Regions from separate parts of the Mus musculus genome. Here region 2 is linked to region 1. The links are chromatin loops, found by intact Hi-C in ENCODE. Cell type or tissue: gastrocnemius. All regions are shown on one strand.

Region 1 (8,000 bases):
TTTTATCTTAATGCTGCAAAGTTGCTTTGATTATTTTCATGTGTTTTACTTTATTTTTCTAGAAGGATCTTTAAGGCCAGTACATTTTCCTCTGGATTTTTAGTTGCAAAATCAATTGCACTAGTTTGTGGTATTGGTTTATGTGTGCTGTGCCTGAAAGCCCACTCACTATGCTGAGAGAGGATGGCTTTAACAGGTTAGGCTGAGTTAAGGCTATTTTCTTAAGAAAGAGAAACCTACTTTTAAAGGAAATTTCTGTGCTCCATTAGAGGGAAGAATTCTTTCTCTAAATAAAAAGATTTAAGAAAGGAGGATGAGTGGGGAGGAAGAAAAAAAAGAAGGATATCAGAAAGGATTTAGGGTGCACTCCATAGGGACTGTCAGGTGTGAACAGACACCATGACCAAGGCAACTCTTATAAGGACAACCTTTAACTGGGGCTGGCTTAAAGGGTTCAGAGGTTCAGTCCGTAATCAAGGCAGGAGCATGGCAGCGTCCAGGCAGGCAAGGTGCTGGAGGAGCTGAGTTCTACATCTTCATCCGAAGGTTGCTAGGAGAAGACTGGCTTCCAGTCAGCTAAGACAAGGGTCTTAAAGTCCATGCCCACAGTGACACACCTACTCCAACAGGGCCACAATTTCTAATAGTGCCACTCCCTGGGCCAAACCATATTCAAACCACCACAGGGGCCAACTGCCCAAGTACTGGCAGCCACAAGTGCTCTGGGTACCTGTCAGTGTAAGATGCTGTGTGTTGCATCCTACAGAGTTTACACACCCCAACCAATGGGACTTCATGACATTCAGACTGCCCTGAGTATCACTGACATGTTGTTCCTATCGGGTGTACTTCCCCATCTCTTCATCAGCAAAGCTGGGGAAACTGTCCCTTCTACTTACTGTTGTACATGAACTGTTCTACAAGGTCTTGCCAGCCCAGCCGAAGTCTGTCTGTCTGTCTAGCAGCGCTATCCAAGCCCTCTTTGCATTCGAGTCATGAACGTTTGGTGTTCAGGCTCTCCTCTCAGCTGAGAGGTCTGCAGTGTGCAGCTCTGTGCCTGAGCTCATTGGGTCACACATTTCTCCATCATTCAGCCAGTAAACACACACTGAGCCCCAGCTGTGCTCCAGACTCTGTCCCAGATGGGTATGAAGACAAGCATGGCCCCGTCCTCCCTGTACAGTCCTCAGGTAAAGACTGATTTCTTGGCCGGCACCTGAGTTGTGTTTTCTCCCTCTAGGCTTTGCTGCACCTCTGGGTCATGATCGTACTGCTGACTTACTCACCAGAAATGCACCATGACCAACCGTACGGCAAGTGAACAGAGCCACTGGTTCCCATGAGTGCCTGCCATTGTCCAGAGCTGGGATCTGCAGAAAGATCAGCACTAAGACTGCTAGGAACCGTGCACAAGATGGTTTCTTCATGGAGAGCTTTTAATCTTTTAACTTATTTCTCTGGTGTCTGACTCTCCCCTATTCCCATAAGAGTCTCTAAATGCAGACAGTAATTTGACAAATTAAGCTCAACTTTTTCTGAGTTCAGTTCCCTAGATATGTATAGAGAAAGAGAAAAGGCGATTTGGGGGTGTTCACCTCTGTACAGACCTTTCTATATTTTAGGTGACACTGATTATGGGTTATAATCAGGGAAACTAATTGTATTTAGGGATTAAAAATAAAAAGATTTCTTTTTTAATAATTTAGAGTGCTTTATATTTTCATATATTTAACTGCAAATATTTAATGTTTTCATGTTAGATTCTTGGTATAATTCTTTTTGAAATACATAAATAAAATTCACTGTGCATTTTTCTTTTTTTTTTTTAATAACGACTTTAATCCCCTTTAAAAACATTTCTGATGGTTATCAGTGAGTGCAACTGAAAGTCACAGCTGCAGTCACTAGGTGGCTGTAGTAGTTCCCCACTGCTTTCCTTTCTACCCCTGAGTTGTCTTGCTTCCCCCAGTGTGTATCTCATGGAGTGTATAGCCCCTGCTTGTAGCATGTGGGAGATGTCTATTTACCAATACTGTAGCCGGGATACTACAGTTACAGTGAGTAAGTACACAGTTTTCTGTATGACCAGCATGTTCTTTGAATTGTCCTTCCTCTTCGTCTTCGTCTGTAGATTCACACATTTTGTCACCCAAGTCCTGGTGGTCTCTTTGTATATAGTTAATGCATGTGGCTCTTGGACAGTGAGTGGCAGCAGTCCCCTCTTGGGTCTGTCTTGGTGTGGTCACTTGAATGCCTGCGGAGAACCTCGGTGACACCATTGCCACAACTTGAACTGGCACACAGGTCATAGAAACCTTGTATATCATGAAATTTATGTTTCCTGTTTTCTATAATTAGATGTTAGGCATATTTGGGCTTTTGTTTTCAGTGTATCGGGAAAGAAAAGGGCAGGATGTGCCACATCATATAAACGGGGGCTTGGCGTAGAGACGAGGAGATCGATAGCAGGATTCTCACTGGCATGAGCCACGACAGTGGGAGCTACGGAGTTAGAAAGAGTGCAGTCTTGTTAATGGATTTTAGGATTTGCTTTTTTTCTCTTCGTTTGGAAATGTTTCAGGAAAATGATTAGAACCAGGTTCCACCCTTAAATGGAAGCAGCACAAGCGCCGCTGCCAGACTTCCCGTCTCTGTGGAGTCCTGGCTTTTGTTGGGACATCTGTAAGTCTTTTGTCCAGTCTGCACATTCTTGGCTTGGGCAATGTTTGACTAAGTGTTTCCGGCTCTGCACTCACTTGCCGTTAATTGAGTTTCAGATTCATTACTCTTGACCACTCACAAACTGGGCAAGGTAATGTGAAACCTTGACCTCATTAGAAGGCTTGCGGGAATGCCAAGTCAGTGTCTTCTTGTTCCCAGTACGTGTAGTCAAAGGGATTTCAAACATGCAAACATATTCTTGGACTGCCTTGTATTAATAGGTGTCCGTTGAAAAACATTATTTTTAAAATTCCCTTTCTAGAAATTGCCCTTTATGAAAACCACCATTTCTACTGCTACAGAGCAAACCTTTCCAAGGAAAGATTTTTTTTTTTTTCGAAAATATGGTCTCTGTTGAGTAGCTGGAGCGTCTAAGGTAAAGGGGCTCAAATCCAGCCAGATGCTCAGCTTACCTGTGGGATAGGGCACACTCCTCAGGCCTCACCAAGCTCCAGCTCCCAATTGCCAGGGGTCACCTGAGTGCTGGAAATGGCAGAGTGAACCTCAGTGTGGGTGCAAGAAGGCAGGAGGAGCTGGTGAAGCCTAAGAGTCGAGGACCAATGGCCCGTGGCACTTGGGACTGACCAGCCTTAAGAGTCCCAACGGAGAAGCAAATGGACCTCTTAGAATTAAGGGTTAGCACTCTCTGAGAAGGAGGCAGACAGCACCAGTGGTAAAGGCACAGCAGACCACTCAACTGTCGTTGTAACTGCTACTGCCCCTTGCTTCGTGATAACCCCTATTAGCCTTTCGAAGTTACTTGCTCCCACCCTATATCTGACCCATGACACATCCAGAGATGCTGTGTAAACAAAAAGGGAATAGATAGTGCTTGAGCAAGTTTCCTATCCCTGCCTTCCAGAAGTTCTCCACCTGTTAGCATTCCACCATGGCTCCCGTGGCTGAACTCTTGGACAGCATGCAGCTGTTGGTTTTAGGAGGTTGGAAACCCTTAGAGGTTAACCCTGACTGGCAGGAGAAGGCCACTAGGGGGCATGCCTTGACCCCACTCCTCTCTGTTTTCCCAGGCCACTAAGATAAGAGCAGTCAGCTCATGGCTGCACGAACCCCAGCCATGCCTTCCCTTTCAGACCGTGAGTCAGAAGAACCTCACCAGGTACTGCTTTCTGCTTTCTGTCAGCACTGAGAAGAGGACGATACAGTTCAACTCAAGACTAACCCTTCCATTAAAATTTGACCTTCACACCGGGCGTGGTGACGCACGCCTTTAATCCCAGCACTTGGGAGGCAGAGGCAGGTGAATTTCTGAGTTTGAGGCCAGCCTGGTCTACAGAGTGAGTTCCAGGACAGCCAGGACTACACAGAGAAACCCTGTCTCGAAAAACCAAAAAAAAAAAAAAAAAAAAAAAAAGAATAAAATTTGACCTTCAGCCTGTGGCAGTGGTGTCGCATGCCTTTGAACCCAGCACTCGGGAGGCAGAAGCAGGTGGATTTCTGAGTTCGAGGCCAGCCTGGTCTACAGAGTGAGTTCCAGGACAGCCAGGGCTACACAGAGAAACCCTGTCTCAAAACTCAAAAAAAAAAAAAAAGACCTTCAAATTCAAGCCATCAAAGATGCCAGCAATCCACCCCACTTCTTGAGTGTCTGCTACTGCTCAGCTCTGTTTCTGCCTTCTCCATTTCTTCCTGCACTCAGATGTCTATTTACACTTCTTAGTAAGTCCAACCTCACAAAAAAGAGGGATGCCCCAGTGTCTCTTCTGCCCACATTCAAACCACACCAATACACCTGTTTGCTCCTGAGAACATGGGCTCAGTGGTTTGCTCACCAGATACCTCAAAGTAAGCATGGCTTTTTCCTTTTTCTTTTTCTTTTTCTTTTTCTTTTTTTTTTTTTTTTTTTTTTTTTTTTGGTTTTTTTCGAGACAGAGTTTCTCTGTGTAGTCTTGGCTACTCACTCTGTAGACCAGGCTGGCCTTGAACTCAAAAATCCACCTGCCTCTGCCTCCCGAGTGCTGGGATTAAAGGCGTGCGCCACCACGCCCGGCTATGGCTTTTTCAAAGTGCACTTTAGAGAAGAATGGGTAACCTTTTGTAAGCTACCTTGACGGTAAAAATTAAGTGGCAAGATTATTTTATTTTTCAATGTTTAAAGTCTTTGAGAATATAATATGAAATATATAGAGGGAAGAGTTTATTTGGGAATTTGGTCCCAAAGAGTTAGATGACTAGATGTCCGTGAATATGGTGAGGGCATGGCAAAAGGAACAAGAAGCTAAGAGGTCATGTCTCAATTGCACACAAGTAGAAGAGAACAGTGAGGGTGAGGCTATAAACCCTCAAAGCTCACCACAGTTTTGCACTTCCTCCAGGATTCGTAACTTCCCTAAACAGCAGCTAAGGACTAAGTGTTCAAATCCACCAGTCCATGGAGGGCATTTCTCATCCAAGCCACACAAAGGTGGGTGCCATCACCTCCTGGCATTTATTTATATATATATTTTAAATATTTTTATTAGGTATTTTCCTCATTTACATTTCCAATGCTATCCCAAAAGTCCCCCATACCCTCCCCCCCACTCCCCTACCCACCCACTCCCACTTTTTGGCCATGGCGTTCCCCTGTACTGGGGCATATAAAGTTTGCAAGTCCAATGGGCCTCTCTTTCCAGTGATGGCCGACTAGGCCATCTTTTGATACATATGCGGCTAGAGTCAAGAGCTTCGGGGTACTGGTTAGTTCATATTGTTGTTCCACCTATAGGGTTGCAGATCCCTTTAACTCCTTGGGTATTTTCTCTAGCTCCTCCATTGGGGGCGCTGTGATCCATCCAATAGCTGACTGTGAGCATCCACTTCTGTGTTTGCTAGGCCCCTGGCATAGTCTCACAAGAGACAGCTATATCAGGGTCCTTTCAGCAAAATCTTGCTAGTGTATGCAATGGTTATTTATATTTTTAAGAATGAAAAATATTTGGAATAATCTTCTTTTAAATGGTAGTAAGACTACAACTTGAATTTGAATCATGAGTGTGGTGTGTCCCAGCTATAGAATGTGAACAGCAGGGATCTGCCCTCGGGGATCTTACAGTTAAGTGGGAAGGCAAACTGTAACTGTCATTTAGTGTTAAGTCACTAAACAGAAAGAAGTGGGCCATGGGTGTGAAGTGGGGCAGCAGGGGGTGGCACTTGTGTGGTAGTGCGGGAAAGAAGGATATGGGTGGACTTTCTCACTGAAGGTTCAGTGTGTATGGAACATCTGGCTGAGCACACACAGTATGCTTAGAACCACAAAGGGCCAGTGTGGCCGGAACAGAACTGGAGCCGAGGACATGCACAGCCAGCCTCAAGGGACTGTCAGCCAATGAAAGGACTTAGGTTTCAAAACCTCCTCTGTGCCTGAATAGTAACCCTGTGTACCCTGAGTCAACAGCACTTTTAAGCAGAGAACCTTTAACACCCCATGTTAGTCCAGGGTCTGGAGATTTCAGTTGTGTCATATGAGCATTTAGAGTGTGGCAGTTGGCTTTGCTGAGGTGAAGACAGCCTTTATCAGTGCCGTCACAAGTACTAACCAGAAAGACGGAAAGCATTGAACTTCGCACCAGTGTTTAGAACAACTGCATAAGCAACTTATGGGGAAGATTTATGTTGGTTCACAGTTTGAGAAGGGTCAGTCCATGGCGGGGAAGGACAGAGCACAGTGGAAAGGGGATAGGTGGACAGGACAGAAGACAGAGCAGCATGTGGCCTCCAAGAACACCCCCTTCTAACTTCCTCTAGCTAGGCCCCGCCTTCTGCTTAGAGCACTTCTATATTACGAACCTATCAAGGAATCAATCCATTTATTAGGTCAAGGCCCCCAGGACCTAATCAGTTCCCCAAATCCTAGCAGCTTGCAACCAAGCCCCTGGAACATAACCCTCTGGGAGAAATTTTGCATTCAGATGACACCAAATCAAGGAAATCAAGCAATCCTTCCAAACTGCATGATCTCCTCATCTTTGTTCAAGTTGGAAGACAAGCAGAAGAACAAAATCCAAAAGTACAACCTTTTGCGTCTGTAGGCCAGCATCTCTCTCCCTCTCACTGACTAACTTTAGTGGGAGGCACTGCCTGACATCTCTGTGGTCAGGCCGTCAGAACTTAGACATACCTGATCTCTTACATGACAGCCATCGTTAGCCCCTGTGGTGTCACAGAACACGGTACATAAGCGATGCTTCTCTATCCCTTCATAGTCACACAGCTTCTCTGGGTTCTAAAGCCACAGGCAAGCAGGGAAACAAAATGGAGAGGTGTGTGACCGGTTAGGGGGCATTTAGACTGGACAGCTTGAGAGTGTCCCCAAGAGGGAGAGCATCAAAGATTTAAAGCATCAAAGTAGGGGCTGGAGACTCGGCTCAGCAGGTAAGAGCATGCACTGCTCTCAAACGGGACTCCAGTTCAATTCTCAGACCCGTGTTAGGTGGCTCACTTGTAACTCCAGCTCTAGCAGATCCAACATCCTCACCTCACAGACAGACAGACAGATGCACAGAGAGAGAAAAGAGAGAGATGGGAGAGAGGAGAGAGAGGGGTGGAGAGAGAAAGAGAGACAGAGATAGAATTTTTTAAAAATACCCCAGAGCAGCAGGCTGGAGATGTGACCTAGTAGTAGAACATGTGCCTAGTTTGCGTGAGATCTGGAAAATAAAACACAAAGGTCTAAATTGTATAAATTGAGCTGAAAATATTCCTGGATGATCAATTTGAGCTATTGATTGTTTTATTTTTTTTTTAAGATTTATTTATTTATTATATGTGAGTACACTGTAGCTGTCTTCGGACACTCCAGAAGAGGGCGTCAGATCTCATTACAGATGGTTGAAAGTCACCCTTATTTTCATTTTTTAAAAAATGTGTGTATGGAAGGGAAGGCTGGAGAGATGGCTCAGTGGTTAAGAGCACTGACTGCTCTTCCAGAGGTCCTGAGTTCAGGTCCCAGAAACCACATGGTGGCTCACAGCCATCTTTAATGGGATCCAATGCCCTCTTCTGGTGTGTCTGAAGACAGCTACAGTATACTCACATAAATAAATCTTTTAAAAAAGAAAAACAAAAACTGTGTGTTTACGTGCCCATGGGGGCAAGAACCGGTTTCAATTGCCTGGAGCGAGTTACAGGTTGTAAGCCACTGGATCTCGGTGCTGGGAACTCAGTCCTCTTTCAAGAAGAGCCAGTGCCATGTCTCTCCATGTCTCTCTCCACCCCAAGGCTGTTGCTAGTGAAGTTCTATAGATGGTCCCTTAGTCAGGGTTCTCTAGAGTTGCACAATG
Region 2 (8,000 bases), 220 kb after region 1:
AGACGCCAAACACTACTAAATGTAAACACACACCAAGTTAGATGTATAGAGTCCATCAGGGGCCAGCAAGATGACTCAGAGGGTAGGGATGCTTGCTACCTGACGACCTCACGACAACCTCAGTCGGACCCCTGGGGCCCACACAGTGCGAAGAGAGAACCAACCCTCTAGTTGTTCTCTGACCTCCACACACATATTGTGGTACACATACATCTGTCTCTGCAGTTAATTAATAAATTGATGGATTAGTCAATTAAAACATCATCATCATCATAGTTAGTAGCCAACTAGTTGCATGTCCAAGATTTTTGGTGCGTGAAATTGGTTCCAGCAAGGCAAATGTTCTAAGTGTCTGGATACGTAAAACTAGGACAGCATTTACAACAGAAGGAGGCCTTAGGGCTTACCTTTGTCATAGACACAGCACCTGCCAGTCTGTTCCCCCCCCCCCGCCCCCCCCAGGCGCCCCCCCCGCCCCCCCCCCCGAGGCTGGGCCCCATCAGAGACAGCCAAGCAGCTGGCTTAAAAAACAAAACAAAACAAAACAAAACAAAACAAAACAAAACAAAACAGGGGGCTGGTGAGATGGCTCAGTGGGTAAAAGCACTGACTGCTCTTCCAAAGGTCCTGAGTTCAAATCCCAGCAACCACATGGTGGCTCACAACCATCCGTAATGAGATCTGACACCCTCTTCTGGAATGTCTGAAATAGCTACAGTGTCCTTACATATAATAATAAATAAATCTTTTAAAAAAGAACAATCTTTAAAACAACAACAATGTCAAACTAAAGAAGGAAGGATACGTAACCCCCCAAGTTATGGGCATGCCTTTGCAGGGTCTACGGAGTGCTCATTTAGCACTGTGGAGGCCAGTTCACACTCTGAAGAGGCAAAGAAGGAAGATACCATCTTTAGAAGCTAATGGTCCAGGGTTGGGCGTTAGGGGTATCAGGCGGACGAGCACTGGGCCCCATGGATCCCTGAGACTGGGGAGGTGGAAGACATTTGAGCATTAAGAACAGTCACACCGTTAGTAAGGGCTAACAGTGAGGCGCTGTGGCCAAGTTACCCTTGAAGGCAGGCCTGTGTGTATGTGTGTCTCAACTTCCTATCTCAACTGCTCGTGTTTGCAGGTGCTGGTAACAAAGAGGACCTTATGAAACCTTAGTCTCAGTTTAGAGGAAAGCTGGAAGAGAAGGAAAGAACAGCAAGGTGGGCCTTAGGAGAGAGCTTTGTGTAGATTCAGGCTTCCACCTCGGCTAGAAGGAAAGGAAGATTCTAGAAACTTCTCAGAGAGAAAGAGAGAGAGAGTGTGTGTGTTTTTCATGCTTTTGCACCCATGTGTGTGGGTGCTGGAGAGCAACTCAAAGGGCCTCAGGGGTGCTACGCACACATTTTTACCACTGATCTGTGTAGACAGCACTTGTTTGAATGTTGATGGAGACAACACATTCATTTAAGGATTTTTGCAAATGTGGAGAAAGTGACATTTACCCAATGTGATCCCAGTTAGCAGAGTTCCTTCTGTGGCTTTTCTATTAAGTGGACAATGTGTCTTTAATCTTATATCCTGCTTTCCCCCTTCTTGTCAATATCCCTTACACGACGCCTATGGTACGACCACCTTAATAATCATTAGCTCTAATGGGTGCCTAGTACTTAGCCTGCTCAGTTAACTGGGCCACCGTCTTACTTCTCTCGTCCCGGCATGCTGTGCACCTGACTAATTCCTGTTATTCTGATGTGCTGGAATTGGGTGAACTAAGCAGCCGTTCGAAGCACAGCACAGCTCTGTGTGTGCTGTGCGGTTATTCTGGACAGTGTGGGTTGGGAGCCTTGGCCTGTATAGGTTACCTATGACTCCATTCTTGAACATGGCTCCTCCTGCATGGATTACAGGGTCAAATTCTAAGTCACCCAAGTCACAGGTATTTCCCAAAGGTTCAAAGTGACATTGACTCCCTGGGTGGCCAAGCCTACTCAGCAAGAACCATTACTGTTTTAGTTGCCCAGGGGTACTAACCCCACCCTCTGTGGCAGATACTCCGGTCCCTTTAAAGACACCAGCTATTCTAGGTCTCTGGTCATATTTATATGCAGCCCAGACGGTTATATCTGCACTCTGATAAGCAAGGAATAATTTTTGAGCTTGAGTATATCCCAAATGAGAGTTATTCACACTGAAAACATCACTGCGGATAGGAAATTCAGACGTTCTGGTTCTCATGTATCATTTCTGGCAATCCTGGTCTCGAAGAGCCCCATCCGACCTCTGAAGCCCCTTAGTGTGAGTGTGACCTTCATCTGCCACCTGGAATCTGTCCCCATCCCTCCTTTGGGAGTAAGATGGTCAAGTCTACTGGGCCCCAGGGAACAGTCCGAGATGCCATATAAGGAACACTGGGCATGGCTTAGAGGAACTGGCCTGTTTGTTTTACTGGGTAAAGATATTGCCTGCTTACATTAGTGAGTAAAGTTTTGTTTTCTTTTGGGAGAGACAGAAATATCCAGGCAGGCCTGGCCCCAGGACAGTTGGGGAAATAAGTCATAGAATTGTCTTCCATGCTGACCCTAGGAAAGCCACTCAAGGACCTGGAAGGGCCAGTCAGAAGAGAAGGCCTCTTAGCCTTAAGAAGCATGCAGGTCGCACTGCTCAGGAATGTCCAAGACCATCTGTCCCACATCTTGGTGACAGAAAGAACTTTAAAGAATTTACTAGCTGGGCAGTGGTGGTGCACACCTTTAATCCCAGCACTTGAGAGGTAGAGGCAGGCAGATTTCTGAATTCATGGCCAGCCTGGTCTACAGAGTGAGGTCCAGGACAGCCAGGGCTACACAGAGAAACCCTGTCTCAAAAAACAAAAACAAAACAAAACAAAACAAAACAACTTTACTAAAGCCTCTAGGCTACTTTCCTGACTTGACACCCCAGCTTTTGCCTCTACCAGGACAGCCCATTCTGAGACTATTTCCTTAGCTTCTAAAAAGTTCTTTCTCCCGCTGTGCCCCACCCCTGGTTGGTTCCTTCAGGGTTGCATCAAATCTTTATACTTCTAACTGGAGGCTGAGGGCACAGTGAGGAGTGTGGAAGCCACAGTGTGGCCAATGGCCTGGAATCTAACCAATCAGGGGCCATGACCCCCATGCTCTTGCTCTGTGCACCCTACCTATGATACCCACCTCCAGCCTTCTCTCTCTCTCTCTTTTTTTTTTTTTTCCGAGACAGGGTTTCTCTGTGTAGCCCTGGCTGTCCTGGAACTCACTTTGTAGACCAGGCTGGCCTCGAACTCAGAAATCTGCCTGCCTCTGCCTCCCGAGTGCTGGGACTAAAGGCGTGTGCCACCACGCCCGGCTCAGCCTTCTCTCTTAAGGTCAGAATAAGACAGTCCTACCTCAATGCTGCCCTCAAGCTCACTCCCAGCTATCCTGAATATGCTGGGAGCACACCTGGGCACATCTGGTTGACTCAGGGCAGACTCTCCCTGGTTGTCTCCTATTGGGATAGATTTGCAGTATTGGTGGCCTGAAGTCAAAGCTCATCTTTGAGTGGCTCTCATGCTTCACCAGTAAAGCTGAGGATAATTGACTGCTCAGATTCACACAACATCATGGAGGCAGAGTTAATAATGTCCAATGCAGGCCTTGTAAGAATACCATCCCACTCACAGCATAACTGAAGGGTGCATCCAAATCTCAGTTTCTGCCTATGGACGGCGAATGCCTCAGGCATTGTGCCTGAGTATGTAAACCAGAGTCTTGGTTCTCTCACCTGTAAATGGAACATGGTAATTCTAGACTGCAGGGGTTTCCTGAGGATACAGTGGGACCACTCACTGGAATGTAGGCATTGGTGCAAATGCCAGGAACTATAACCAAACCAAAATATGATGTGAGGTCAGTCAGCCTTCGGGAAAACCTCAACACTATAGACAAAGTTAACGGGTGGGTTTTATTTTTGAGACAGGGTCTCACGTATCCCAGACTGACTTAAAATTCCCTATGCATCAGAGTATAAGCCTAAACTTCCGACTTTCCTGCCTCCACCTCCTGTATTCTACAATTATAGGTGTGCTTCTCTGCACCCAGTTTACCTAATCCCAGAAAGAAAACCCAGGGCCTGGAGAATGGCAGACAAGTGCTCTACTCACTAAGCTATATTTCCCAGCTTCTCCCCACCACGGGGTGAATTTTAAAAAGGACTGAATGTGGGTCACCTGACTGCCAAATCCCCCGTCTGCTAGAGTTGCGCCTGAACCCTTTCTACACAGAGTTCTTAGGGAGTTAACCTAACCGAGGCAATCTCTCCTTCATCTGGTGCCTGCTGTCCCCTGCATTGTTCCAGACATTGGGGTGCACCTCCTGCAGCTCATGCTGGAGGTAGAGAAACAGGCAAGAAACAAATTAAAAGTATCAGGTACAGGGGAATAGTGGGTGGAAAGGGGTGGGATGGGAGGCCTGGGGGAGGGGGAATAGAGTGCAAAGACCATACTGTTTCTTGCCCAGTGCAACAGCGCTACCTAGTGGACATCTTGGAAATTTGCATAGGCTAGCTATTAATTACAGAGTATGCCTGGTGTTGACTGATGCCAGCACCAAAGATCCTGCCGTGCACAAGAGAGTTAATGTTATAAGGAATGAAACCGCTCTGCTTTTGACACTCTAGAACGTCTCAGAAGGCCAGTTTTGTCGCTAAGAAGTTTGCTTACATTGGGAGAAGCCACCTCAGTTTTATCATTGTATATGAAGAATTTTATACTCGCTGAGAGAATTGAAGAGTCACGCACCCGGAGGGAAAGGCGGGTCGTTGCTCCAAAAGAATTGTTTGCTGTTGTTAGGAAGAGGGAGGGATACTTAACTCCCAAGTTACAGGCACGCCTTTCCAGGGCTCACAGAGTTCTGATTTGCATGGTGGAGTCCAGTTCACACTCTGGAAAGGCAAAGAAGAAAGATGCCATCTTTACTCTCAAGAAGCTAATGGCCGGGAGCTGGGGTAGTAGGTAAATGAGCACTGAGCCCCATGGGACCCTGAGGTATCTTGGGGCTTGAGGCATTAAGAACAGCTATAGTGGTGGCACACGTCTTTAATCCCAGCACTTGTGAGGCAGAGGTAGGTGGATTTCTGAGTTCTGAGTTCGAGGCCAGCCTGGTCTACAGAGTGAGTTCCAGGACAGCCAGGGCTACACAGAGAAACCCTGTCTTGAAAAACCAAAAATCAAAACAAAACAACAAACAAACAAAGAAAAACCTTACAGCTATATATAGCTTATAGCTATAAGCTATAACCTCTGTATGGAATTTGAGCCAGTAGCTATCAGCCCACCTGTGTCCCTGTGACTAGGTACCCATGCAGACAGCTGGCAGGATGACTATATATAGAAATAGAGATTCAATCAAAGTGGATTCTCCCTCATAATTTTGGTTTTTGAAAACTGTGGGCATGGGTAGCTTTTCTTATCTGTGAATGTTTGGGGTTTTTTTTTGTTGTTGTTGTGGTTGTTGGTTGATTTTTCAAGACAGGGTTTCTCTGTGTAGCCCTGGCTGTCCTGGAACTCACTCTGTAGAGCAGGCTGGCCTCAAACTCAGAAATCCGCCTGCCTCTGCCTCCCAAGTGCTGGGATTAAAGTCGTGCACCACCATGCCCGACTTGTGAATGTATTTCACACTCATGAAGTTGAGGGGCTTTTGCGGAGTGTTTTGAGGAAGCAATGTTCAGTGGCTGACAGGAAAGCTCAAAACCAGGGGCAGAGGATCACAAGCTAAAGGAAGCAGGGAGCTGAGGGCATGTCAGAGAAGGGTTCTCTGGACAGCAAGCGTGAGTGCAAAGATACAGGAGGAGAAGGGTATGGGAGATGGACCCGTGGGCAAGCTGCTTGCACCCCAAACAGAGGGACCCGAATTCTGATCCCCAGGATCCATGGAAAAGCTGGTGTAGTTCCAGCACTGGGACGGGGAGATAGGTGAATCCCATGGGCTTTCTGGCCAGCCACTCTGGCTGGTCAGTGAGTTCCAGGGTCATTGAAAAACACGGCTTAAAAAATAAATAAGGTGGAAATGGCGACTGGAGTTGACTTCCTGGATCCCACACACTGGAAAGAAAGAACCAACTTCCTCAAATTCCCTAACCGCCCCGTCAGCACACTCACACACACAAGAAAATAGAGTTTAATTAAAAAAAAAAAAAAAAGCCGGACGTGGTGGCGCACACCTTTAGTCCCAGCACTTGGGAGGCAGAGGCAGGCGGATTTCTGAGTTTGAGGCCAGCCTGGTCTACAAAGTGAGTTCCAGGACAGCCAGGGCTACACAGAGAAACCCTGTCTCGCAAAACCAAAAAAAAAAAAAAAAAAAAAAAAAAACCAGGATATGAAGTATGATGTTTAATTTTTTTTTTTTAAGCCTAATGCATGCAAAGCCCCAGAGGCCAGTGCTCAGGACTTAGGAGCCAATGCTGGAAGATCACATGAAGCCAGCATGGGGGTAGGGACTTAGCACAGTGGTAGAGCTCTTGCTTAACAAGCACAAGGCCCTGGTATCGGTTCTCAGCTCTGAAAAAAAAATAATAAAAAAATAAGTCAAAATAACAAAAAGAAGCCAGGGTGAACCAGACAGTGGGACCCTATCTCAGAGAAAAACAGAAGTCAGGGCCCCTCCAGGAAAAGGGCGGCGGGGAAAGCTGGGTTCTACTTAGAATACGAAAGAGCAAGAGCCAGAGAGTGGGGGGTGGGAGAGAGGGGTGGGAGAGAACGAGAGAGGAGGGAGGAGGGAGAGAGGGAGAGGCTTTGCGTTTTAAAAATAGCCGATATCTAAAAATACAAAAGATTAAACCCATTTTTAAATTTTTCTATTTTTTAAAGCCTATTTTTAAAAGAAAGATTCACTAGGATTGTCCTCCCGTCGATGGCATTGAGCTCCGTGTGCCTTCTGTATGTGCATAATTTATACGCATGTATCTTTTCACGGTATTCCCTGGGTCCTGGACGATGTCCCGTGAGGGAATTGAGGGGACTGAGCCCCCGTGAAGCCTCTCACTTAAGACTTGGGTCCTGGAGTAAGTAGACTCCAGACAGGAGACACGGGGCTATTGTTACACTAGAGGGTAGGGTCAGGAGGGTCGGGTGGAAAGTTGGCTTTTAAGGAGCCAACAAGTGTCACAGGCTGGCAGGGCCCTGCAGTGTGGGGTTGGTGCTTCCCCGAGGCCAGCACCACTGTTGTTAACCGACTGTGCAGGAGATTCTTTGGGGTTCTCTCACTGGGAGGAGACAAACCCAATCCTGGCTGTTCAGAGCTGAGCAGGTGCACGGGGCTCGCGCTACACAGCACCTCCGAGGGGGGCTGAGGAGCAGCTGGGGTACCTGTGGGGCCCACGCTACAGGATGTGAACTGTGAGATGATTGGTTCAGACAAGGAGGCTGAGTGAGTGGGAGAGCCTGATGCAACAGGATCCAGCTCCTCACTGTGCAGGCAGGCAATCAAATTCCAGAGGAGGCCGGACCGTGGCGACCCCGTGTGTGGGGTGGACTGGAGATGCTGGCATGAACTCTAGGTTTGAAAGATATATGGATAGACCTAGAAATGGATATAGATAGATATGTAAACGTGCACATACCTCATACACTTCTTGATGCGGACCTAGGAGAAACAACAGCCCTGACGAGCCCGCGTGCCTGGTACCCAGGTATTTAATTATCATTCCCCACTGACAAAATAAAAATTCATCTCGACAGAATGAAAATCCAAAATTCCAGACGCGGAGAATTACAAAACCCTGTCTAGGAAAGAAAGTACTCAAGACACAAAACCGCTGTGTAGATGTCAGATCATCGCAGAGCCGCTGAATAAACTCCCATCTGTCAAAGGCAGCTAACCTTTGACTCTTAGACAAAGGAGCCTGGCCAGGACCACAGGTCTGCTCCTCCTGCTGTCTGAATCTTGCCTCTACCTCAGACTCCATGAGTTTCCAGATGACTGACTGAGGTAGAAGTTAGGTTTGGATGCTGTAAT

What was found. A loop is a pair of places that touch in the nucleus more often than their neighbours do. Peaks named below come from ENCODE experiments on the same cell type or tissue, not always from the same donor. Only the 100,000 strongest peaks of a DNase experiment are listed, where the experiment ranks them.
Region 2: a loop joins it to region 1, with 2.7 times the contacts of the local background. A loop is called at or near these places in 17 of 42 quality-filtered maps.

What each region holds. Positions count from the first base shown.
Region 1 is chr12:102,496,207-102,504,206 of GRCm38, forward strand. It overlaps Golga5 (golgi autoantigen, golgin subfamily a, 5), which reads left to right. Exons shown (of 13, transcript NM_001199004.1): 13 at 1,241-1,701. The coding sequence ends at 1,321. Among named protein-coding and RNA genes, the nearest start is that of Golga5, 31 kb to the left of the region's middle. In gastrocnemius, CTCF peaks have their summits at 3,714 (motif pointing right) and 5,492; a DNase peak (open chromatin) is centred at 3,714; H3K4me3 peaks cover 259 bases; H3K27ac peaks cover 965 bases.
Region 2 is chr12:102,715,266-102,723,265 of GRCm38, forward strand. The region is part of intron 1 of Gm30296 (a long non-coding RNA gene); the gene reads left to right. Among named protein-coding and RNA genes, the nearest start is that of Gm30296, 8.5 kb to the left of the region's middle. In gastrocnemius, a CTCF peak has its summit at 4,534 (motif pointing left); a DNase peak (open chromatin) is centred at 4,496.